Linked DNA regions of Mus musculus: all the other regions are linked to region 5. The links are chromatin loops, found by intact Hi-C in ENCODE. Cell type or tissue: gastrocnemius. All regions are shown on one strand.

Region 1 (5,000 bases), 110 kb before region 5:
AGGTCCATTTAAATTTTATTCCAGGCATCCTGGGTTACCCACATACCATCTTGGGTCCTTGTTTTGTTTTGTTTACTCGATTGTTTTGGGAGATGGGATCTCATGCAGCCAGATTAGACTCAAGCATGCCACGTAACTGAGGCTGGCCTTGAACTTCTGATCTTCCTGACACACTCCCGTGTGCTGGGCTTATGAGAGTGCACTGGGCTTCTCTGGTGGATTCTTTTTTTTTTTTTTTCCTGAGACAGGGTTTCTCTGTGTAGCCCTGGCTGTCCTGGAACTCACTCTGTAGACCAGGCTGGCCTCGAACTCAGAAATCCGCCTGCCTCTACCTCCCGAGTTCTGGGATTAAAGGCCTGTGCCACCACGCCCGGCAGATTTTTTTTTTTTAATAGGAAATTGTATGAAGGTAGTTAGAAAAGCGTATTCTCTTTATTACCTTCTGATAAACAATGCATAAACTGGATATTTCTTTGCCAACAAACTCACACAGTAAAGTTGTAATCTCCAATTTGATGGTATTTGGGGAAGAGACTTGGGGAAATAATTCGTGATGGGTGAAAGACTGTCAGGATGTGATTAGTGTGTGTGTGTGTACATGTACATACATTTACATACGCACACACACATGCTAGGTCCCATGTAGTCTTGGATTGTCACAAATCACTATGAAGCTGGGTGTGACAGTCTGATCCTTCCGCCTCATCTTCCTGAGTGCTGGATTACACCTCTTCAATTTTGCCTGTACAGGGCATTACTCTTTTTTTTTTTAAATTAGGTATTTTCCTCATTTACATTTCCAATGCTATCCCAAAAGTCCCCCACACCCTCTCCCCCCAACTCCCCTACCCACCCACTCCCACTTTTTGGCCCTGGCATTCCCCTGTACTGGGACATATAAAGTTTGTGTGTCCAATGGGCCTCTCTTTCCAGTGATGGCCGACTAGGCCATCTTTTGATACATATGCAGCTAGAGTCAAGAGCTCCGGGGTACTGGTTAGTTCATAATGTTGTTCCACCTATAGGGTTGCAGAACCCTTCAGCTCCTTGGGTACTTTCTCTAGCTCCTCCATTGGGAGCCCTGTGATCCATCCAATAGCTGACTGTGATCATCCACTTCTGTGTTTGCTAGGCCCCGGCATAGTCTCACAAGAGAGAGCTATATCTGGGTCCTTTCAGCAAAATCTTGCTGGTGTATGCAATGGTGTCAGCGTTTGGAAGCTGATTATGGGATGGATGAGGGCATTACTCTTCTAGGTAAAGGCTCTCCAGGCAAGCTTATTCCCAGCCTCAGTTTTCCTTTTCCTCGCATCTGACAGGCCAGCAGAGCTTTTCTGAGTTACACAAATCCTGTCAGTCCTTGAAGTTCATGCCTGAGGCTCTCTCTGACATGTCCTTTGTAACTGTGAAATTACACAGCTCAAGTATCTTTGGGGTACAATGTGTCTCCCACGTGATTCTAAACATAAAGGGATTAACATTATCGTCCTTAACACAAGGAAAGTTTACTTGTGTGACCCAGAAAGAATTGGGAACAAAACACCCATGGAAGGAGTTACAAAGACAAAGTTTGGAGCTGAGATGAAAGGATGGACCATGTAGAGACTGCCATATCCAGGGATCCACCCCATAACCAGCATCCAAACGCTGACACCATTGCATATACTAGCAAGATTTTATCGAAAGGACCCAGATGTAGCTGTCTCTTGTGAGACTATGCCGGGGCCTAGCAAACACAGAAGTGGATGTTCACAGTCAGCTATTGGATGGATCACAGGGCTCCCAATGGAGGAGCTAGAGAAAGTACCCAAGGAGCTAAAGGGATCTGCAACCCTATAGGTGGAACAACAATATGAACTAACCAGTACCCCGGAGCTCTTGACTCTAGCTGCATATGTAACAAAAGATGGCCTAGTCGGCCATCACTGGAAAGAGAGGCCCATTGGACTTGCAAACTTTATATGCCCCAGTACAGGGGAACGCCAGGGCCAAATAGGGGGAGTGGGTGGGTAGGGGAGTGGGGGTGGGTGGGTATGGGGGACTTTTGGTATAGCATTGGAAATGTAAATGAGCTAAATACCTAATAAAAATGGAAAAAAAAAAGGAAAAAAAAAAAAAAAAAGAAAGTGTCATGAGTGCAGGGACGCTGTTCTTAATTGTAGAGGTCTTATGTTAATTTGCTCTATACTTCCCAAAGTTCTGGATCCAGGAAAGAAAGACACAGCCTTATAGTTTAAATACCTTACCCAGTCAATGGTTGGGCCACTCCCTAACATAATTAGCAGAAGAACACAAAGCCATTACACTTATTAGTCCTCTCATTATCCTCGCTCGTGGTTGAAGACTAGTCAGTTCTGAAAGGAAGACTTGAACGGAAGAGGAAGAGAGGACAGGAGCTCCTTCTGCGGGTGTCAGGTGGTCCGCGTGGCTTGAGTGTCCAGAATCGGGCTCACGGTCCTCGCTCTGTGCTGGAGTTTCTACCTATAATATTCATCTCCAGGATTCTCCATCCTCTGTTTTCCTTTCTGAGAGAGTGATCGGACCTTCCTGGTCAGGCTCAATGTGAAGCTACTTGCTGCTGTTCATCTCATTTCTTTTTCTGTGCCGGGGATCAAACCCATGGCCTGGCACATGCTCCGTAACCACTGGGGAACATCCTAGCCCTCGTTTCTCTAAACTTATGGTGCCTTCAAGAGACTTTGACTCGCTTTATTTATTTATTTATTTATTTATTTATTTACTTATTTATTTATTTTTCGAGACAGGGTTTCTCTGTGTAGCCCTGGCTGTCCTGGAACTCACTCTGTAGACCAGGCTGGCCTCGAACTCAGAAATCTGCCTGCCTCTGCCTCCCAAGTGCTGGGATTAAAGGCGTGCACCACCACGCCCGGCTTTGGCTCGTTTTTTTATTTATTCATTATTATTGACTTCTATATTGTTTTTGACATTATTCTGAGACGCGGTCTATAGGTCAAGATGGCCTTGAAGCCAAAGATGACCCTCAGGTTCCTGATCTTCCTGCCTCTGCTTCCCAACGCTGAGACTGCAGGGGCGTGCCACACTGAGCATTTTATGCGTTGCTGAGGGTCGAACCCAGGGCTTTGTGCACAGCAGACAAGTACTATACCAGTTGAGTCACGTTACCCCATCCCAGTATTTTATCAATCTTATTATTATTTTTTTCCTTTCCCTTTTAGAGACTGGGTCTCACTGTGCAGCTCTGGCTGGCCTAGAACTTACTCTGTAAACGAGACTGTGCTCATATTCACCTCTAGAGATCCAACTGTCTCTGTCTACCTCCTGAGTGCTGGGATTAAAGGCGTGCAGCATGGCTATGCCGGCTCTTTTTAAGGGGTAAATTTTCACCGGCATTTTTATTTCTATTTTATTTTTTAGTTAATAACTTTCTTAGTCTTGAGGTATATGAATTATCAGTCACGGGGAAAGTAGTTTCCCCAGGGAGAGCCCCTCCCCCCTTCCCCCCCCCCCCCCCCCAGGACAAACCTCTCCCGATCTGGTTAGTTCTTTTAATCGGGTAGCACAAGAGTCCCTGGGCACAGTCATGTAGTTAAGATTAAGTATTCTATCAACAGACATTCTTTCATTTTCATTCTGTGGAAAAGATAGGTAGGAGGGTAAATAAATTAATCGACAAAGAGAGAGAATTGGGACTTTAAAACCACGCAGGGAAAACCTGGTTCAAATCTCATTCCGTCATCACTCCCTGGTTGACCCGGGGAAGCTGGATGACCTCTTCATGCCCCGTCTTGGTCAGGGTGACTATCGCTGTGACAAAACACCATGACCAAAAGCAACTCGGGGAGGAAAGAATTTATTTGGCTTACGTATACTGAATCACAGGCCAATGATAGAGGCCAAGGCAGGGACCTGAGGGCAGGAGCTGATGCAGAGGCCATGGAGGAGTGCTGCTTCCTGGCCTGGTCCTCATGGCTTGCTCAGCCTGCTCTCTTAGAGCACCCAAGATCTCCAGCCCTGGGGTGGCACCACCCACTAAGATGTGGGTCCTCGCACATCAACCAGTAATTACAAAAATGCCCTGCAGGCTTGCCTGTGGCTCTATCTTATGGATGCAATTTCTCAATTGAGATTCTCTCCTCTGAGATGACTCAACTTGTGTCAGGTTGACATAAAACTATGATAGCTGACTTTTTGCTACTTTGTGGGTTCTTATTTCTTCTACCCTTATCCACCCTTTATCCACCCTTTCAATCCCATAACACTTGGTGAGAGAGGAAAAAAGAAAAAGAGGAAAGGGTTCCCTGAATAAAGTGAGGGGTCAGAAATGGGGTGACATTTTCGTTAGAGTACTTCCTGTTGATTAGGGGTGTTGAGTTCCTTGGGGCAAGTTTGATCTTCTTTATCAGGATATCTAATTTCTTTGTCTTCTTGCTGTTTACGTGTGACTACTTAACAAACTTCGACCAACAGCAAACCAGCCAATAACCCATCCCACCTCTTAGGGCCCTAGCATTTATATATACCCTCTGAAAAGTCCCTAGAATTCCAAATGTCAAACAATCACAGAAACTATCTACGGCTGGCAAAATCACGCCCCTTCGAGAGCATGAGGCAAATCGTCATCTGCTGTCTATAGTATGAAGCAGCCCCATATCCCACCTTGGATTAAAATGAAAATATAATCTTACCGTCTTTCTCTGTTTTTCAAAAACACTCAAAAAAAAAAAATCCAAAATTTCCATTACAGCTCCATTCAGTGGAGGAAAGTGGGTAATAACAGATCAGAAAATGGAGCCAAACCCCAATAGGGATTTTTACAAATGTGGCCCAGGAATCTCAAACTGTTTTTGAAGGAGTAATAGACGTGGACATCAAAAAGCTGAAGCTGAAGCACCTTGTGCTCTGACCCTTTGACCAGGACCCAGCTTTGATTGGGCAGGACTGCCCTTGTTTAGATGGCTCTGATTTGCATGGCCCTTAATTTGCATGATAAAGACTGCCCAGCGGAAACTCTGTATGTG
Region 2 (5,000 bases), 52 kb after region 5:
GAGTTGCTGTCTTACTTTTACATCCTATTTATTATTGGTTGACATTTTCACACATGTATAATTTTACAATTTGGCCATTTTCTATGCCCGTTGCCCTCTTTCATCTTTATATATTCTTGAGTTTTCTCTCTCTTTTTAAGTTTTTATGTATAATGTTAAGGTTGTATACCAGCAGTTACCATGAAATTGCAAAGTTTGTCTTTAGATAGAATCCTGATTGAAGTTATATTTTTATTTCATGTAAATTTTATTTACTGTGAAACTTTATAAGATGGTCTTTTAGACAAGACAATTTAACTTTAAACCTGTATTTGTAAATTTTAAAAGTGATTTGTTTTGTTTTGTTTAAAACCAGGGACTAAAGAAACCATATAATCCTATACTTGGTGAGACTTTCCGATGTTTATGGATTCATCCCAGAACAAACAGCAAAACTTTCTATATTGCTGAACAGGTATGAGAAGTGTGTGTTACCAAGAGGATCTGTAGGTGCTAGGACATTTTCTGAGAAAGTCTTACTTGGTAAATCACTGTTATTTAGCTTATTGCTAGGTAAGCTTTGATAAGCATTGAACATTCTAGAGCAGGACACTACTGAATACCATGCTGCTGAGCATGGCTGTCGTCACTTGGCTCTTGCGTGGCTCCAGTCAGGCTGCCCACCAGTTTATAATTCTCCTTACATTTGGCTGGGATAGATGATTGCTTTCCATGGTCATCTCATGGCTTTTGAGGAAAGAATTTATTAGTTCCTCGGCTGGTAGTGCTTCCCTACATTGTTAACAGCACAAAAACTGGGTTTTCTGAGCTTTGTGCACCTGCTGTTGGGGTTGGGGGCAGGGCTGGAGGGGCTCCTAAAACCCTCCTCTCTGAAAGCTGTATTATAATCTCAAGTTAGAAATGGTGTATTATCATTTCCACCCAAAATCAAACTTTTTTTTTTTTTTTTTTGTCTTGTGGTACGATTGCCAGGGGGTCCATTTCCTTAGAGACAGAAATCTGGTTACCGTAGTGACTAATACTTATGCTGTTGCTTACCAGCTGTCCTCTTACTCGTGCTGACTTCTGAACGCTTGCTATTAGCACAGTTGCAAGCTTGTTTTCTTAAATGTCCTGACTTTGACTTTTCCTGTGTTCACTAGGTGTCCCATCACCCACCAATATCTGCCTTTTATGTCAGTAACCGGAAAGATGGGTTTTGCCTTAGTGGTAGCATCCTGGCTAAGTCCAAGTTTTATGGTGAGTGTTCCCTTATCCTAAACTGTGCTTCTCCAAAATGTTGTGTTTTCTGGTACGTTTTCATTTGTAAATACGATTTTTGTTTTGTTTGTTTGCTTGTTTTGTTTTCGAGACAGGGTTTCTCTGTGTAGCCCTGGCTGTCCTGGAACTCACTTTGTAGACCAGGCTGGCCTTGAACTCAGAAATCCACCTGCCTCTGCCTCCCGAGTGCTGGGATTAAAGGCGTGCGCCACCATGCCCAGCAATAAATGGATTTTATTTGTCATTTTTGGCAAGGAGTTCATGTCATTTAGGTACCATCTTTAACTGAGCCTGTTTTAGTTCTTATAAAGGCACATTTATCAAACTTCAGCACCACATATAAAGCATCGCTTAAGGCAGGACACAGTGAGTGCCTACCACATCCCGCTCATGCATTGTGAGTTTGTTTTGCCTTTATCTCACCAGTGTGTTTGGTTTGGTTTCAGGGTACCTGAGGGAATTGCTCTTTCATTTCTAGTCTTTGAATTTAGAGAGAATCTACTTTGACCCTGGGTCATTGAGCAATGGTGTTTAACCTTGGGCTAATGACATACTATTGAAAATGTTTGTGAGTATAGAGAGGATTATAGAAAAATATGGTAGGAAGCCTTAATACTGTATCTTTACAATTCAAAGAAGACAGAGGTACAAAATTATATAGTGGTAGAATATTATCTTTAAATGCTATTATTTGGCTTTCTAATTTTAGAAATACTTAAAAACTCAGAGAATTAAATTTAAGAATTTTAAACCTAAGAAAACAAACATAAGTGCAAAATAGAAAAGCTAAAATATGTAAACAGAAATTTAAATTTTAATTATGTGAGTAGTCACAGTCAGAAATGAGTCTGTGACAGGAACCCTACAGTATTACAGCTTCAACACCCCCTCCCCCACACCAATTTTGCTTTTGATTTGAGGTGGGGTTTTTTTTCTCCCAAAGTTCCACATATTTTATATTGAGATTACTCCTATTAAGCTTCAGTCCCCTTACCCACCCCAGCTACACTATCAGTGGCTTTAATGAGTCCTTGTTCCTCCCTGTAGACATCCCTTACTGTGGACCAGGTTCATGGTTTATATTCTGGTATTGTTTCTGCATTTTGCTTTCTTTTTCTTATGTGTTAATACAACTTACATGTCCCAGGGCTGGCTCTTTATAATTTGAAAGAATCCAGACTTTACAAGGGTACTTTTGGTTTTTTTCCGAGACAGGATTTCTCCGTGTAGCCCTGGCTGTCCTGGAACTCACTTTGTAGACCAGGCTGGACTTGAACTCAGAAATCCACCTGCCTCTGCCTCCCATATGCTGGGATTAAAGGCGTGCACCACCACGCCTGGCTCTTTTTTTTTTTTTTTAATCCTCATTTTTTTCCTTTGAGTGCAGACATCTGAGGAGACTATGTATATATAACTTATGAAGTAGCCTATTACGCAAATAGCACATGGCAGCTCTTATGTTGGACCCTAGAAAAGTTGATCAAGAGACAGTAGAAATGGTAGCTATTAGGGCTGGGCTAGTTGGGAACCAGGGGAAGGTCATGGCTGTACATACATCCAACACCAACTCCTGTAGACCTTTCATAGCTATAGAATACTGAGTTTCTATTTAAAAAATGAATGCGGGCTGGTGAGATGGCTCAGTGGGTAATAGCACCCGACTGCTCTTCCGAAGGTCCAGAGTTCAAATCCCAGCAACCACATGGTGGCTCACAACCATCTGTAAGGAGATCTGACGCCCTCTTCTGGAGTATCTGAAGACAGCTACAGTGTACTTACATGTAATAAATAAATAAATCTTTTAAAAAAAAATGAATGCTTGAGACAGTAGCATAGACATCTGAAAAATATGTGCTAGGTAAAATAAGCCAAATATAAATTATATATTTTATAATGCTTGCTAGAATTGGTAATAATAGAATGGTAGGAACAGATCAGTGTTTTCCCAGAGATAATAGGGACATTTTAGGATAATAGGTTAGGCATGGAGGTAGATAGGTAGATAGGAAGTACATACATAATCAGGCCAATCGACAGACAAGTAAACAGGGGATCAAACCCTAGCCTTGAACATGGTAGATAAGGACAGAACTACATTTCCAGCCCCTAGTCATTCGAAATAGCCATTTAAGACCTTTCTCTGTGGTTCAGGCTGATGCTAGACCCCCAGTCCTCCTGTGTCTACCTCCCAAATGTTGATACAGGTATGTGCTACCAAGCCAGACTCCTCTATGTAGTACCACATACTATCATACTTAATGCTTAAAATAGCCTGTTCATTGTACATTAATTATGCCCCATTAAAGATCCAGATGTTAAGGAAAGAAAAAAACATGAGACCCAAGCTAGAAGAAATCACTATGGCATTTTATCACTTGAATATTGCATAATTTTAAAGCATTTAAATAATTATTGAATCAATTATAAATAGTTACAACTTTAGAGTTACCTATATTGTGACTTAGTCATGATGGGATTTTTTTTTTCATTTGATTTAACTAAACAAATAGTTAAGTATGCCTTTTGGAAATACTCATTTTGTCTAGGCGATGGGGGCACATCCTGGCTAAATGCATAAATGGCTTTATTACCTGCACTTGGGAGGCAGAGGTGGATCTCTGAGTTTGAGGCCAGCCTCGTCTACAAAGTCAGTTCTAGGACAACCAGGGATACACAGAGAATCCCTGTCTCAAAAAACAAACAAGCAAACAAAAAACAAAAGAAAAAAATCAAATCTTATAAGATTGAGACTATGAATCAAGTAATGCTTTAGTTATAAGGTGCTGAATATGTGCCTTGGCACATGTAATGAGATTAAGATATTTTAAATATTTCTACTGAAGGAATGTAGATGTCCCAAGTATACTTTGTTTTGAATTGGTTGCACTCGTTTTGTGAGATTTAGTACTTTTTTTTTTTTTTTAGGAAACTCGTTATCTGCCATATTGGAGGGAGAAGCCCGGTTAACTTTCTTGAACAGAGGTGAAGATTACGTCATGACAATGCCATATGCTCACTGTAAAGGTAATTCCTATAGCAGGTGTTTCTTACAGCATTTTTGTAAGGAAATTTTTGTGACTGGAATTTGTTACATTTGAACTGAGAAGTACCTATTTAAAAACTTTGGCTCATAGTTATATGAGCATATTGCTGTTTGCTGGCTACTTCAATGGTGAAGTCATTCTCACACACTTACCTTTTTTGTGATGCAATCCTTAAGAAACTGATTTATAATAATGGAATTTGTTTTCGTCACTCTATTTGACAGTTTCTGAGTCATAGCCTTACTGTGTAGCTCAGGCTGCCCTTAAAGTCAGGATCCTCCTGCCTCAGACTCCCTCTTGTTGAGATCACTAGTGGGGGCTACAATGCCTACTTTACATTGGCAGGAGGCCAGATAATGCTCAGAGCTTGGCTTACAGTTCTTAAAATAGGAGTGAAATAAAATAACTACAATTTCAAATGAATAAGAATTTTAAAATTTTATACCATTTATTACATAAATGCCCAACAAGCAATGGGGATTTTTTTTCTCCCAAAGTAGTGTATTGCTTAGAGAAAAATAAGGTTAGAGCATGGGGATAGAATGATTCATAAAAGAAGATAACATTTGTTTTCTGTGTTGCCAAGTTTCGTTAATTTTTTATAAAAGGGGAGTTCCATGACCAAATAAGTATGAGAAACAACATTCCATTGTCTGTGTCCTCTCAGAAGTTAATATTGTCTGTTTGCTATCACAT
Region 3 (5,000 bases), 730 kb after region 5:
GTCATCTTCTAAATTTGTGGAAAGCATATCCTGAAATTGTGGGAACATCGACAGGTGGTGGGTCCTAGCTAGAGTTGTTAGGGTGTGCCTTTGGGGGTGCAATGTCTAACTCTGACCTTTTCTTGGGGTTTCTTTGCTCTGCTTTCTTCCTGCCCCAAGGTCAGCAGCTCTGCTCTGTTATTCCTAAATTATGGAGACCTCTGAAACCCTCAGCCAAAATACATTATTCCCATCTGTAACTTGTCCTTGTCAGACATGTGGTTACAATGATGTAAACGCACCATGTGGCATTTGACAGGGATCCTGTTACCTTGGTACTGGAAAGAACCTGCCAATTCTATCCAAGCCCTGCTAGCTGTGTGTGAGAAAACTGAAGCCTAGGAAATCAAGCCATTCACCCCACCATGTCACAATGTAAGTCATTTGATGCCCTGGTTTATTTCCTACCATTTGAAATAATTAGAAGAACACCGAAGTGTGTTTCTGTTGTACTGTGTGACCACCATGTGGAACACAGAACTGAAGAGCTAACGCTATGCATTTAGTTCAGGTTAGTTTAGTATCTGCCTAGTTAACACCAGCCATTTAGTTTAGGTTAGTTTAGACTCGGCCTCTTCTTCCCCACATGTCCACATGTAGATAGGAATGATGTCAATCATATTAAAGCCTAATGCTGTTTGGGTGATGAAGTTGTTGTTAGATATATTTTCACAGAATGAATCAATGACAGAACTTATCATTCAAAATATACTAATCAGGCCACAGTAAAGCCCAGTGGGCCCTGAAGTGAAACAAAACCAGAACAGAAAGACATGAAAGTAGGATGGGGACTTTGTCGAAGGTTGATGGCAGACAGAGGCAGATAAGAGAGGGTGGGGGGACAAGAGTGGCAAGAATATATTATACAGACATGTGAAATTGTCAACAAATAAAGTCATAGTAATTTCACAAAATCAAACAAAAAACTGTGATGGTTTGTATATGTTTGGCCCAGGGAGTGGCACTATTAGAAGGTGTGGCCTTGTTGGAGTAGGTGTGTCATTGTCGGTGTGGGCTTTAAGACCCACACCCTAGCTTCCTGGACGCCAGTCTTCTCCTAGCTGCCTTCAGATGAAGATGTAGAACTCTCAGCTCTGCCTGCACCATGCCTGCCTGGATGCTGCCATGTTCCCACCTTGATGATAATGGACTGAACCTCTGAACCTGTAAGGCAGTTCCAATTAAATGTTGTCCCTATAAGAGTTGCCTTGGTGATGGTATCTGTTCACAGCACTAAAACCCTAAAACAAACCTTTATTAAAAAATATTTAAATGCTAACCAACACGAGGAAGAGATCGTATTTTTTGTTTCCTCAAGTCACCAGAATGTCCAAGGCTGTCTGTCACTGAGGTCACAGTAGAGGCTGAACAAAGAATCAACACTGAGCTAGACTAGAGGTTCCCGTTTGCTCGGTTTCTGACTTTCTCATTGCCCCCTTTCTCCACAATTGAGGAGCATTCAAGCCCATCTTGTGTGTGAATCTATGAGCAGAGAAGGAGAGAGATTTCTAGGAAAATATTGCATTTCAGAGGAGACGTTGGGTACCCTGGAGTGATAAATAGATGGGAGCCTGGGGTGGAAACTAAATCACACAGATGTTCTCGTTGGAGAGCTAGAAAAGGTAAGACTGTGCCTGTTGCGATCACCCCTGAGGGACCGTCATGAGCTGCCTGGCTGCTGTGGAATGTGCAGCTTGTCTGAATATTCTTCATCCTCAGACCTTAGCCAATTGGAGTCCACCGAGGGAGTGTGTGGTGGGGATTATTTTTGTCCTAACTATCTTTGGACTCTGCTGTCTGCCTTATGCTTTCAATACCTTACTTTTTGAGTGCCATTCCCATGGCTTCAGAGTTAATTTTGTAGTTTCATTCCGAATAGAGATGTTGCTTAAGATCTGGAGGGATGGAGAATTTCCTGTGCAACCCCCCCTCCCCACCCCCCCGCCCCTCCCCACTATACAGAATGCCTGGTAAGAGGTGGACCGATGTCAGGCAGTAGCTGGTTACCCAAGGTAAGATGTGCTACAGAGAGAGGACTCACCTGTTGCTGTTTCTAGGTCTAATTGTAAACCCTGTGCTCACTGCAGGATGAGACACCACAGTTAGCAGTGGTGATTTTGAAACATCAGTTATGTTCGGGTATATTTACAGAGCATGAGGGCTCCCCCTGGTGGTGATAAAGAGAAACTCAGACTCCTTCCTCTCACAGAGACAGACAAGTGAACTGAACATAGTGATTTCGTTTCCCTTTAAATTGGGGTCTAAATAGGTGGAGCTTGACCTCAAGGCGGAGGTTCTCAACCTGTGGGTCACGACTCCAAGCCCATCAGAAGACACAGGTATTCACATTATGATTCATAACAGTAGGAAAATTGTAGTTATAAAGTACCAATATAAGTAATGTTATGGTTGGGGTCACCACAGCATGCGGAACTGTATTAAAGGGTCACAGCATCAGGAAGGTTGGGAACCACCGGCTTATGGTGATTGTGATAACTGATACACTGTCTCTGTATCATTCATTTCAAACCACTAGGCAAGCCAAGTAAAGTTTATTGGGTATCTGTTGAATCAAGCATCAGTAATTTGTCACTTCTTAGCCCATAAACATGTTATTGATAAGTTACTTCTCCATCAGTAAAATGAGCCAACTCAAGCCAGATTAGAGTATATAAAGGCAGGTTCATTGGGAAGCCATTCTCAAGAGGCTTCATTAGTCCCAAGGAACTAGGCCATTGGGAGAGCGACAGAGGGGAGGGGGGAGAGAAAGAGAGAAAGCATGCACAGAGGGAGAAGAAGATGGAGACCATAATGTCTAGATTATGTAGGGAAGAGCTTCTGGGGAGGGGAAGCCCAGCCCCTGGGCTGGAAAGTTCAGGGTAGAGGGCTGGGTGTGCCAGGTAAGAACTGAGGGATGCTGGGAGATCCTGGAGGCCAGGTTCATGTTGGTTTGTAAACTACGCACCTCAGCTGTTTGTCCCAGGTCTGACTCCCAACAGTTATAAGCATAAGTAATGACACAATCTACCAATTTTTGCTTTTGTTTTCATTTTACAAAATTATCTTTTATTCCATCTTGTTTTTCAAATTTTCTGCCAGGTTTCAGGGCAGAGCTCACCACTTACCTCCTTGTTAGCATGGGATTTTTCAGTGTTTTCTATAAAAGACGTTGCAAGATTGGCAAGTATATCTATATAATCATATATGTGTTTATGTAATACTGGATATCACATCTATAGGTTGTAAAATAACTCAAGAGTTTTGGTTCCTTTTCTTCGTCAGTCTCTCTCTTTGTCTCTAAGGAACTTCAACCACTATACTAGTACATTCACTATACTAATGCACTTGTATAAAAAATGGCGAGTCCTGGCGAGTTGTTTTGGTATGCATGTGGGGGTCCAGCTGTGGTTTCACGTCCTCCACTTCCTCCGTCTTGGGATGTCCAGACATTGCTGCACACTGGGCTGGAAGGGTGAAGAAGAGTCCGGAACCAGTGGGGATCTGCAGAAAGAGGTGGGGGAGGGCTTTTCCAAGGATCTTGGTGTTACAGCTCTTTTAGACAAAGACCTTCTCTAACAATCTTCAATAAAACAGCTCTCTTAGACAATCCTAGCTTGTGTGCATACCTTTATTTGGGGCGGGCTTATACATATACACTTCATTGGGGTGAACAAGGGCTATATATAGGAACATGGAGAATGTGAAGGGATTCTTGAGGTGAAGTTCCATTGGCTGAAGTTTAAAGTACTGGAAAGTCCTCATTGTGTGGAGAGGCATTCCAGGAGTCCCAAGTACTTGCTAGGCGGGTTCTTATGGAGAAGGAGGAAGTTGAACTTGTAGGTCTGCCAAGGACTACTTGACCTTCCACAGGCACAGGGTATGGTGGGACTGGCTCCCCAGACAAGGGGAGGCCTTGCTGGTAAAGGGAGTCCTCCAGTTTGCATCTAGCTCAGAGGAGCTATCCAGCCATGGTAGACCTTAATGAACCATGTTTCCCCACAAGTTGTAATAGATGTTCTGTTATCACCAGTGAATGCTGACCAAACAAGAAATTTATCTTAAGGAAAGAAGAAGAAGAGGAAGAAGAAGAAGAAGAAGAAGTCACCATTGAAAGGAAAACACATTCAAATTGCCTTCTAGCCACTGTGACCTTTCATGTCCCCTGATTTACCTGAAATCAAGTAGCTTTTGTGATGAGAGACTACATTGTGGTGAGGCCTGGTGAGTTGTTGTGGTATACATGTTGGGATCCAGCTGTGGTTCCACATCTTCCCCTTCCTCCCTCTCAGGGTGTCCCAGTTACATCCAGGCACTGTTACCTAGATACTCATGTCTGTACACCATACACATGACAGAGAGAGAAAGAGCAGTGGGGAGGGTGAGGGGGGCAGGAAGACTGACAGACAGACCCTCAGAGAGAGAGAGAGATGGAGACAGACACAAAGAGTGAGAGACAGGCAGGCAGGCAGGCACGTACGCGCGCACACACACACACACACACACACACAGGGTGGGGGGGGGGGAGAGGATATCTTATATAGTTGTTTACTTCCCCAGGGATCATGCATTAGAAACTTGGTCTCAGTTGAAGAAGCTGAAAGGTTCTACCGACTCTTAAGGGGTGGGGCTTCGTGGAAGGTGGATTAGATCATTGGAGGCATCGCCCTCAGAAGAGATTGGTGTAGTAATTTTTATTGTATCATTGACGTTTAATTTTTTTTATAATCAAGCAGGTAAAATACCATTGTTCTTTCCTTTTCAAATTGAGAACATAGGAAATTAGAAAAGTTAAGTAACTTGACCAAGGTCACACTGCTCCTAAGTTGCATAGCTGGAATTCAATTGCATACATTTGTCTATTTGCCCAATATTTGCTCATGCAGCAAATATTTACTGAGCACGTACCAAGGACGTGACACTGCCGGAGACTATGAGGAAATGGGGAAAGGGAAATAGACTTT
Region 4 (5,000 bases), 750 kb after region 5:
AGAGGACTCTTGGAGGAGAGCAGCTTCGCAACCTTGTTCCCGAAATACCGCGAGGCTTACCTGAAGGAGTGCTGGCCGCTGGTGCAGAAGGCCTTGAATGAGCATGTACGCCTGCTTTAAACAGTTCCTTTCAGAGCTTTGTGTGTGCTGGTGGATTTTGGTTTTAGAAATGCCAACATAGCTGCTTAATTTGGTTCCTTTAGTATTTAAAAGAATCTAGGTCACCTTTATTCTTAGAGTTCATTCATTTTTAATTTTGTGCATAATTAAAGTATTTTGAGAAATACCTGTCCTCTTAATAGTTTAGAGGTTCCTCAAGCCATCTAGGATTACCTGTTCCATCCACAACTCCAAATGCCTTTCGTAGGCAGTGGTGGTAATCATGTACTCGTGTACCTGGCCAGTTTTAGCCAAGCCATGTTTCAGAGTTTATTTTAAACAACACTCGCTGGTGCACCCAGCTTTTCCATGTTTGCTCCCTGCCGCCAAGTCTCCAGAGTGCTGGTGTTGAAATGTTCATTGCTCACCCACCGTGATGCAGGATTCTTCTGAATGTGTCACAAGGCAGAAAAGAGCCTTTTGCTTTGCTCTGTTAAAATCCAGTTCTTGGGGCTGTGGAGCTCACACAGTTGGTGAAGTGCTTGTAATGCCAGCCTCAGGCCTGGAGCTCCATCCTCAGACCCTGTGTAAGCAGCCAGGTATGGAGGCAGAAGACCCAGGACTCACGGGCTAGCCGACAGCTAATTTGGTGAGCTCCAAGCAGTGCCTAGGGAGTGACACTGAGAGCCGACCCCTGGCCTCCACGTGTGCATGTGCTCGAATGTGCACTCTCCCTCCTCCCTCATGTGGTTCTTGTTCTTGAGAGTTAGTGCTCACTTTTGCTAACTATTGCTTTGTAAACCTGTCATAATTTGTTTTGTATTTAGTCCCTTAACCAAGTAGAAAGAGATTAAAAAGGAAAATTCATTTCTCGGTCTTGGGTTACAATTGCTTCAGTTTCTTACATCCTGTCAAGTGTGAAATTAATCAAGTATTCATCATTTGTATTTAACGGCCCAGCTGATTCCAGGAGGGAGTTGAGAGGCTTTGGAAGTTAGCTGATGGGCACAGAGGTTCTTAGTTTGGTTGGGGTCGACTCTATAATGATCTACAACTGAACCCATTTTGGGTTCTTTCCTTGTTTTTGTAGCATGTTAAAGCAACGCTGGACTTGATCGAGGGTAGCATGACTGTTTGTACAACAAAGAAGACGTTTGACCCTTACATCATCATTAGGGCCCGAGACCTAATAAAGCTCTTGGCCAGGAGCGTTTCCTTTGAACAGGTGTGTCTGGGCCAGGGGGATTAACTTGGTGAGCTCTGGGCCAGTGAGAGACTCTGCTCACAAAAACAAAGCGGGCAGGGTCTCAGGGAAGCAAGGGAGCGTGTTCCCCAGCCTGTGATGCTGCGTCTTTCCATCTGCCCACCTCCCTCCTCCCAGCGTCCATGCTTGTGCTTGCATTTTAGTAGCCTGGGGTTGGAAAAGAAAAATGCTGATGCTTTTTCCCTTCTCCTAAAAGGCAGTACGGATACTTCAGGATGATGTTGCGTGTGACATCATTAAAATCGGCTCTCTAGTGAGAAATAAAGAGAGGTTTGTGAAGAGAAGACAGCGGCTTATTGGTCCCAAAGGATCCACCTTGAAGGTACTTGTCGTTAAGGGGCGTGGGCACCTCTCGCTTACTCTCTGAGCACTGAGTCTGATCTTGCTCTTCTGCCTCAGGCACTGGAGCTCCTGACAAACTGCTACGTCATGGTTCAGGGGAACACGGTCTCAGCCATCGGACCTTTCAGTGGCCTCAAAGAGGTGAGAGCTAGGACCCGACACTTCCACCAGACACACATGAAATAACTAATGTGGTTGTCACATAAGTGTTCATCGGGTAATGTCTTCTAATCGTTTCGTATTTTTAGAATGTGCTTTGGTTTCTAAGTTGTAAATAGTTTGCTATGTAACTTGAGGGCGTCATCACTTCCTAGAATCTCAGGTGCTTTGGGCAACCTTTGACAGCTGTGGAGACGTGCGGTTCCCAGTTAGGTGTATGTATCAGCATCCTTCCCACTGTAAGACCTCAGAGGAAGTTCAGATCCAAGTAGCTCACCTTGCAATCCACACATGGTGTCAGCATCTGGATACTGAGCCAAGGTCCTGGTAGTGCAGTAACGCGTGCAACCAGTAGAGGTCAGCCTTTACAACCTTTCCCTTTAAACCACTGGATCTTTTGGTTTAGTGTTTTTTGTAGACATCTCTGCACCTTCTCAGATGTTGTGAGAACACCCATGGGACATAGCTTCCTGTCAGGTCCTGTTCTTACCGTGTTGAGCTGGATCTGCCTGTGTGGTTTGCCTCCCTCTTGGAATTCCCTTAGTAGGCATTCTGATGGCTTCTCTCTCATAAATTACCTACTCTTTTCTAGTGGAGCAATAATAACATCAAATACTTTACAGTTTTACATGTTTGGAAATATGGTACTTAATTCTTACAGTAGATCTGAGATATGGTTTTATCTCCATTTTACAGATATAAAGCTGAAATAGGAATATTAATCGACTCTTACGTGATGTGGTAGTCCCAGGGTTATTATTTATTATTATAATAACAATTACTATTTTTGCAGTGCTGGAAATCAAACCCAAAGCCTTGTGCACAATAGGCAAGCTCTCTCCTGCTGAGCTGTAGCCCCTATGCCAGGATTTGAACCCTCGTCTTTTGACTCTAAATCCAGCTGTCTTGCCCTAATCAGTAGTACCTGTAGGGCCTTGGGTACTTTGTTAGTTATTTACTGTATGGTCATAGTCATGAGACATGCTTTGTTTGAAACAGTTGACTGCTGTCACAGAAGATGGAGAAACCACTGAGAACAGTTAAAGTGTATCTGGTGTGGCCATAGACACTGATTCATGGGATCTGGTGTGGCCATAGACTCTGATTCATGGGATCCAGCGTGGCCATAGACTCTGATTCATGGGATCCAGTGTGGCCATAGACACTGATTCATGGGATCTGGTGTGGCCATAGACTCTGATTCATGGGATCTGGTGTGGCCATAGACTCTGATTCATGGGATCCAGTGTGGCCATAGACTCTGATTCATGGGATCTGGTGTGGCCATAGACACTGATTCATGGGATCCGGTGTGGCCATAGACACTGATTCACGGGATCCGGTGTGGCCATAGGCTCTGATTCATGGGATCCAGTGTGGCCATAGACTCTGATTCATGGGATCCGGTGTGGCCATAGACACTGATTCATGGGATCCGGTGTGGCCATAGACTCTGATTCATGGGATCCGGTGTGGCCATAGACTCTGATTCATGGGATCCGGTGTGGCCATAGACACTGATTCATGGGATCCGGTGTGGCCATAGACTCTGATTCATGGGATCCGGTGTGGCCATAGACACTGATTCACAGGAGAGTTTACAGGAGCTTACCCCTCTTCTGTCCAGTCTGTTGAAATCTTTGTGACCGCTTCATTTTTCTTTGTAAATTGCAGGTTCGAAAAGTAGTCCTTGATACCATGAAGAATATCCATCCAATTTATAACATTAAAGTGAGTCTTGTTTATACATTATTAATTAGTGATTGTCAGAGTTCTACTTCACAAACTGAAAATTAAATATTGTATGAAAATGTAATATGTAGAGAATTGGGGATAAAATTTGTCCCACCACTCTCTACCCTGGCCCTCTTTGGAGATTGTATCTCCCTCGTAAAATCTATGGAAAGAGACCCTGTCCTTCATTGTAGCATTCCAGTGCAGTGAAGAGAGGCCGCTCAGGACTGAGGATAGGCGGCATCAGTAGATTTTCTGCCTGTGTCAAAGTCTGGACTCTCAGGTTGCATGAAAGCTTCCTTTGGGAGTTAATGCTTGCACCGTGTGTGGGGAGACACTGATGCAGCCATAGTGTTGATGGGTGCTTGTGGGGGATGCGCTGACATTTCAGGAAGCTGCGGGTAAAAGTGATTTTAAATTCCTGGGACTTAGGATACCTCAGTTGCTACTGAAGGCTTCCCACTCACTGGAAGCAACAGCTAACTAAGCACCAACTCCCCCTGTTATTTAGTGGACGATGGCAGGGAAGCTGGGCTTCGCTTTCATATGATGTCTTCGTTTGATCTAGACTTAGAGTTTCTGGTATTTGGCTGGTTGTGCAGGCTTAGTTTCGTTGCAGTTGGTTTCATTCTGAACACGAGAAGCTTGTCCTTACTTTTAGAAGCAATGTGATGATGATGATGATAATGTATGAATTTTAAAATACATAGTTTTATTTATATGTATGTGCCTAAAGACCTTGATGATTAAACGGGAGTTGGCAAAAGATTCCGAGTTACGATCACAAAGTTGGGAAAGATTTTTGCCACAGTTCAAGCACAAAAATGTGAATAAACGCAAGGAACCGAAGAAGAAGAGTGTCAAGAAGGAGTACACGCCCTTCCCGCCCCCACAGCCAGAGAGTCAGGTCAGTGGCCAGCGGCGAATGCTGGGTGCGGGTGAAACTGCAGTATCCTGGGTTTGGAAACACTAGAGTTTGGGTTGGCTGTGGGTGTGCATGTGTTAGGACGTGAGAACTTGATAGCAAGGGTCGGGGAGTGGGCATCCCGTTGTGAGTAAACTGTGTTGGGGGAGGGGGTGTCAGGCAGCCAGGACCATGAAGCTAAAAGCTGCCTAGGGGTTTCACATTTTGACCACGTACTGTAAAGTCTTACCTCCACATGCATTTGTTGCCGTAGCTGTGAGCTGCAGGTTCCTTCCTTGTTTGTCAGCTGTCTTCTGGTCCTCTCCTTCACACACACAGCCAGGAGCCCCTCTCCTCTCCGCCTCTCTTTCTCATATGAACATTCTTTAGCCACACCCTCCCAGGAAAACTCAAATTAGAGTTAGGCAAAAAAATTAAAGTGGAGAAATTGGATTAAATTCACTAAAAGTTTGTGTCTCCAACTTCTGCTAGGCCTTA
Region 5 (5,000 bases):
GATCTATTTTATCGATGTCTTTGTAGAACCTATATCTTGCTTGACTTATAATATTCTAACACTAAATCTCTGTAGAGTGCTCTAATGGTGTGTATAACTAATGCTTACTAGTGATTGAGTGTTAGGTACTTGTAAAGCTTTCCATTTAAAAGGGTAAGTAACCACGAGTGAGCTTAGATTTCTGAATGGTCCTTCCTGCTGCTTAGCCCTCTCTTGAACTGTAATCAGGAGAAACGTTTGCTTAGAGTAATTGTAAAGCAGCGTGCTTTGGTGATTCTGCTGTCTCTTCGTAGCTTCACTTCCCCAAGTTTAAGCAAATATCTGGTATCACCTAAGCCAAGGTTTAAGTGTTATTTTGTTTTGTTTTGGTTTTGTTTTGGGTATATAGAAGGAAATGCCTTATAAATTATGATGATTGAAACTACTGTGCACGTGCCTCCTACTCACAGACTAACGCTGTTCTTCTTGTCCTTTTGTCTTGCTGCTGCTTCCGTCCGTCCGGTGTTTGCTTCTCCCTGGTTTGGATTGTGTGTGTTTGCTGCTCAATTCCTCTGCCTTAAAAGCTTCTTGGTGATAGCAAAGATGTCCTTGGGCCATCAAGTAAGTAGCTAACGTTGGAATGTCATGTTTTAAGGACGCAATAATATTGTTGGTGTTACTTACAAATGAAAAATAGTGTTTCAGTTTTGCTTGTGAGATGCTCAGTGACCAGTGTTCACCTGCTGCTATGATCTGTGTGAGCCACAGAGTCTGTACCTAATCACAGTCATCCAGAGCAGTGGCTTGCACCCTGCAGGGCCAGACCACCCCTTCACGCTCCGGAAAGCAAGAGCTTTACATAAGATTCAGGACAGTAGCAAGATTACACTCATGAAGTAGCAATGAAAATAATTTTATGGGGGCTGGAGAGATGGCTCAGAGGTTAAGAGCCCTAACTGCTCTTCCAGAGGGCCTGAGTTCAGTTCCCAGCAACCACATGGTGGCTCACAACCATCTGATGCCCTCTTCTGGTGTATCTGAAGACAGGAACGATGTACTCATATAAATAAATAAATAAATAAATAAATAAATAAATAAATAAACAAACAAACAAACAAATAAATAAATCTTTTTTAAAAAAATAGGTTTAAAAAGAAAAAATAATTTTATGGCCAGTGTCACCACAACACGAGAAACTGTATTTTGGAAGCATTAGGAAAGTTGAGAAACCACTAAGTTAGAAGCTAATTCAATATTTAGTAAGACCTCCTTCTTAAAAAAAGGGACCTATTTACTGCCTTTTGAAACTGAGAAAGTGTTTTCATTTATAGAATTTTAATAGAGTAATTGGATTGTCATTTTTGTTTGTATTTTGGAGCTTTTTATGAAAGCATGTTTTATTTTAGAGATCTAGAAACCCTTTAAGATAAATTATATTCAATTTACTGTAACAGATTTTGCTGGTTTTGTTGTTGTTTTCTGGATAGGGATGGACATTGTGGTGGCTTTTGAATAAGCACAGCAAATAAAACATGCCACCTCAGATGGTTTTAGTCCATTTAGACAGTGACGGGAGCAGCTGACATTAGAAATCATAGCAGCACTGAACTGAACAGTGCTTCCGAGATCAGTTCATTAAACCCTGATCCTCCAGGGTAAGCCTGAAGCTCGGCTCTGCAGAAGCACGGTCCACTGAGGACTGCTAGTACTATGCTAAGCACTGAGAGCAAAGCCTAACAGAGTAATTACAATTTTATTCCATCATAAATTGAACAGAGGTTTTGATTTTTATTGAATGACAGACACATTTGAAACTAATTTCAAAGTTTGTATTTATATTTAGTAGTCACCTCACTGTTGCAAGCCATCTCTGTGCTCTGGGCCTCATTTGGGGGGGATTCAAAGAAAGGGAATGAGCAAGATAATGGCAAAAGTTCTTCATAATGAGGTTTCAGGTGCTGTTCTAAAGAGAGGGCAAATGGTGACATGAATGTGGTTACATGGTCACGTAACAAAGCCATAATTTCTATAATTAATATATATGTATATCTGTGTATATATATCTTTGGTCTGTGTTAGTTTTTTCTCTCAAATAAATTAGAAAGAATATTTAATTTTTTATAGAAAGCTAATTTAAAGTAATACACTATTTCTTTTAACTCACAGCAGTTCGTTCTTACAATATGATACATATTACACGCAATATTACCAGGTAGTGGAAAACAAAAGTAGAAGAACATAAATCTCTTTGTACACATTTTTTATTATTCCAAGAATATTTTTAAATCTTAAAACGCCTTACAGATATCACTAAATCTTACTAGTACCTTAATTTTATATAAGAAAGGCTCAAATCTTCAGGGCAGTCAGGCGGACTTGCAGATTACCTAGGTATCTTATGTTAGCTTCCATGCAGCAGAAGAGAAATGCCAGAAGTTGCAAACGCCTTTAAAGTTTGACGAGTTGCTGAGGGTGTAGGGAGGGTGATCGGTTACCTGGCACAGTAACTGTTAGCAACTGTTATGTTATGCCAGTGTGCTTGCTGTTCAGTGGGAGAAGCTGCCCAGCAGCTGCATGCACTATAAGTGGAGCCAGCAGGGGGCACTGTAGTGTCACCATTGGCAGGTGAGTCACTTGTTAAGAAGCTGTGCTGCCACAATGATTCCTTTGCCAAATAGCTTTTCACTTATTTAGCAAATAGTTATCAGTTGTGCCAGTGTAAACACACAACAACAAAGTCATTGTACTTTTTAAGCTCTGTTCAGATATTGCACTGTTATAGACTTCCTGTAGGGCACTACTAATTTGTGTTATGAAGAGAAATGTTTATGAACTAGTTGAGACAAAACACACAGGAAGATGGGCTCTCTGTCTTACTGTAAAGCAGTCTGAAAAAGAGGTTGCTTGAGAGCTGGGCATGGAGACACAGGCCTGTAATGCCAGACCGGCAGGAGCACATGAGGTCTCTCCACTTTGGGCTCTTCTTTGGAGAAGCACGTAAACACTGGGACGGAAAGGTGGGCAGAACTGTTTTCCTGTGTATGTAGTGGAGTTACTTAAACACATGCCTGTGTGTACTAACGAAATGCACAAACATGCTGTAATCGCTTCCTTTTCTCTAGCTTGTGGCTCTCCCTAGACATGATGACTATGTTGTGGGTTTTTTAATCTTTTATTTTTTGATTTTTTTTTTTGCTTGAGAAGGGGTAAGGATTTGTTTTTAAATTTTAAATTTTTAAAATTACATATGTATCTCAGGGTGTGTGTGTATGTGTGTGTGTGTTAGCGTCCATGTGGTCACAGTATGCATTTGGAGGTCAGAGGACGATTTGTGTATATCAGTTTTCTTGTCCCACTATGTGGGTCCTGAATGTGGCTCATCACACTGGGTGGCAGGTGCCTTTACTGTTGAGCTTGGCTTGCTTTTTATTTCTTACACATTTTTTTTTCTGATACTAAAATTTAAATCCAGAACCCCCCTCTCACACATGCTAAGCACATGCCCTGTCAACACTGGTTTTTAAGCACTGTACCGGAGTGTATGTAATATGTTGGGAACTGGCTTTTCATAGTTGATGTTCTGTTTCTGTGACTCACGCATGCTGTTTGACCCAGAAGCAGACGGCATATGCTATTGTAGCTTATGCTTGTGTCACAATTTATTAACCCACTTTATTATTTTATTTTTATGAGACAGAGTCACTGTGTAGGACCAGCTTGGCTAGAACCTACTGTGAGGAGTAGGCTGCTCCTGAACTAACAGAGATCTCCTTGCCTCTGCCCTTGGAGTACTGGGATTAATGATGTACACCATCCTTGGATAACACATTTAGTTTGTTTCGTTTTAGAATTATTATTGTTGCTGTGTTTATGAGTGTGCATGCTCTGTACCTAGTGCCAGCAGAAGTCAGATGAGGGTGCTGGACCCCCTGGAGCTGAAGTTGTAGATGGTTGTAGTTGCCATGTGGGCATGGGAATCTAAAGCCGGGGCCTCTGAAGAGAGCTAGTGCTTGTAACTACTGAGCCATCTCTCTAGTACTTCTTACCTCCTCTGTTTTATTTTTTAATTGGTGAGTATTTAAGCTCTTTGAATTTTGTTTTTGTTTTACTTTGTTTGGTTTCTGCAAAGCATTGTCTTAGTTAGGGTTTTACTGCTGTAAATAGACACCATGACCAAGGCAACTCTTACAAGAACAACATCTAATTGGGCTGGCTTACAGGTTCAGGGAACATGGCAGCATCTAGGCAGACATGGTGCAAGAAGGGCTGAGAGTTCTACATCTTCATCTGAAGGCTGCTAGCAGAATACTGGCTTCCAGGCAGCTAGGATGAGTATCTTAAAGCCCATGCCCATAGTGACGGACCTCCTCCAACAGGGCCACATCTTCTAATAGAGCTACTCCATAGGCTGAGCATATACAAACCATCACATTTCACCCCTGGCCCTTATAGGCTTGTCCAAACATATGAATCTATGATGACCATACCTAACCATAGCATAATGCAAAAATACATTTAGTCCAACTTCCAAAGTCCCCATGGTCTATAGCAGTCTCAACAATGTTAAAAGTCCAAAGTTCAGTCTCTCTGAGATTCAGTCATTTAACTGTAATGTCCAAAGCAAGACAGGAAACCAGCTAAAAACTCCAAACTCTGCGTCTCCATGTCTGATGTCAAAGCAGTCTTCAGATATCCAGCTCCTGTTTCATCTTTGTTAACTGCAACAAACTTCTTTCTCCTGGGCTGGTACCACTCCCTGTTAGCAGCTTTTCTTAGCAGATAGACCATGACTCTGGCATCTCAAACATCTTAGGCTCCTCCAAAGGGCTGGCATCACTTCTCCATCTCTGTTCTCTGTAGCACTCTAAGCTCATGTTGATCCACTCCACTGCCACTGCTGTTCTTGGTGATCATCCCATGGTATTAGCATCTCCAATACATTGAGGTCTTCTGCTGCAATGAGGTTTGACCAATAACCTCTTATGGGCTCTCTTCATGGTGCCAAGTCTCAACTCGTTTGC

Evidence for each region. Hi-C counts contacts between places; a loop is a spot of excess contacts. Peaks named below come from ENCODE experiments on the same cell type or tissue, not always from the same donor. Only the 100,000 strongest peaks of a DNase experiment are listed, where the experiment ranks them.
Region 1: a loop joins it to region 5, with 2.2 times the contacts of the local background. A loop is called at or near these places in 9 of 42 quality-filtered maps.
Region 2: a loop joins it to region 5, with 2.9 times the contacts of the local background. A loop is called at or near these places in 9 of 42 quality-filtered maps.
Region 3: a loop joins it to region 5, with 2.6 times the contacts of the local background. A loop is called at or near these places in 8 of 42 quality-filtered maps.
Region 4: a loop joins it to region 5, with 2.4 times the contacts of the local background. A loop is called at or near these places in 3 of 42 quality-filtered maps.

What each region holds. Positions count from the first base shown.
Region 1 is chr10:111,112,339-111,117,338 of GRCm38, forward strand. No RefSeq gene overlaps it. Among named protein-coding and RNA genes, the nearest start is that of Gm29916, 31 kb to the left of the region's middle. In gastrocnemius, no CTCF peak of the experiment used is centred here; no DNase peak of the experiment used is centred here.
Region 2 is chr10:111,276,105-111,281,104 of GRCm38, forward strand. Osbpl8 (oxysterol binding protein-like 8) reads left to right here. Exons shown (of 24, transcript NM_175489.3): 14 at 356-454; 15 at 1,143-1,239; 16 at 4,186-4,284. Among named protein-coding and RNA genes, the nearest start is that of Bbs10, 20 kb to the right of the region's middle. In gastrocnemius, a CTCF peak has its summit at 3,008 (motif pointing left); no DNase peak of the experiment used is centred here.
Region 3 is chr10:111,955,724-111,960,723 of GRCm38, forward strand. No RefSeq gene overlaps it. Among named protein-coding and RNA genes, the nearest start is that of Krr1, 14 kb to the right of the region's middle. In gastrocnemius, a CTCF peak has its summit at 2,216 (motif pointing left); a DNase peak (open chromatin) is centred at 2,201.
Region 4 is chr10:111,975,553-111,980,552 of GRCm38, forward strand. It overlaps Krr1 (KRR1, small subunit (SSU) processome component, homolog (yeast)), which reads left to right. Exons shown (of 10, transcript NM_178610.4): 2 at 1-105; 3 at 1,190-1,324; 4 at 1,560-1,685; 5 at 1,763-1,846; 6 at 3,539-3,595; 7 at 4,335-4,505. Among named protein-coding and RNA genes, the nearest start is that of Krr1, 5.4 kb to the left of the region's middle. In gastrocnemius, a CTCF peak has its summit at 2,207 (motif pointing right); a DNase peak (open chromatin) is centred at 2,211.
Region 5 is chr10:111,224,109-111,229,108 of GRCm38, forward strand. It overlaps Osbpl8 (oxysterol binding protein-like 8), which reads left to right. Exons shown (of 24, transcript NM_175489.3): 3 at 564-600. Among named protein-coding and RNA genes, the nearest start is that of Gm51266, 41 kb to the left of the region's middle. In gastrocnemius, a CTCF peak has its summit at 2,572 (motif pointing right); a DNase peak (open chromatin) is centred at 2,573; H3K27ac peaks cover 471 bases.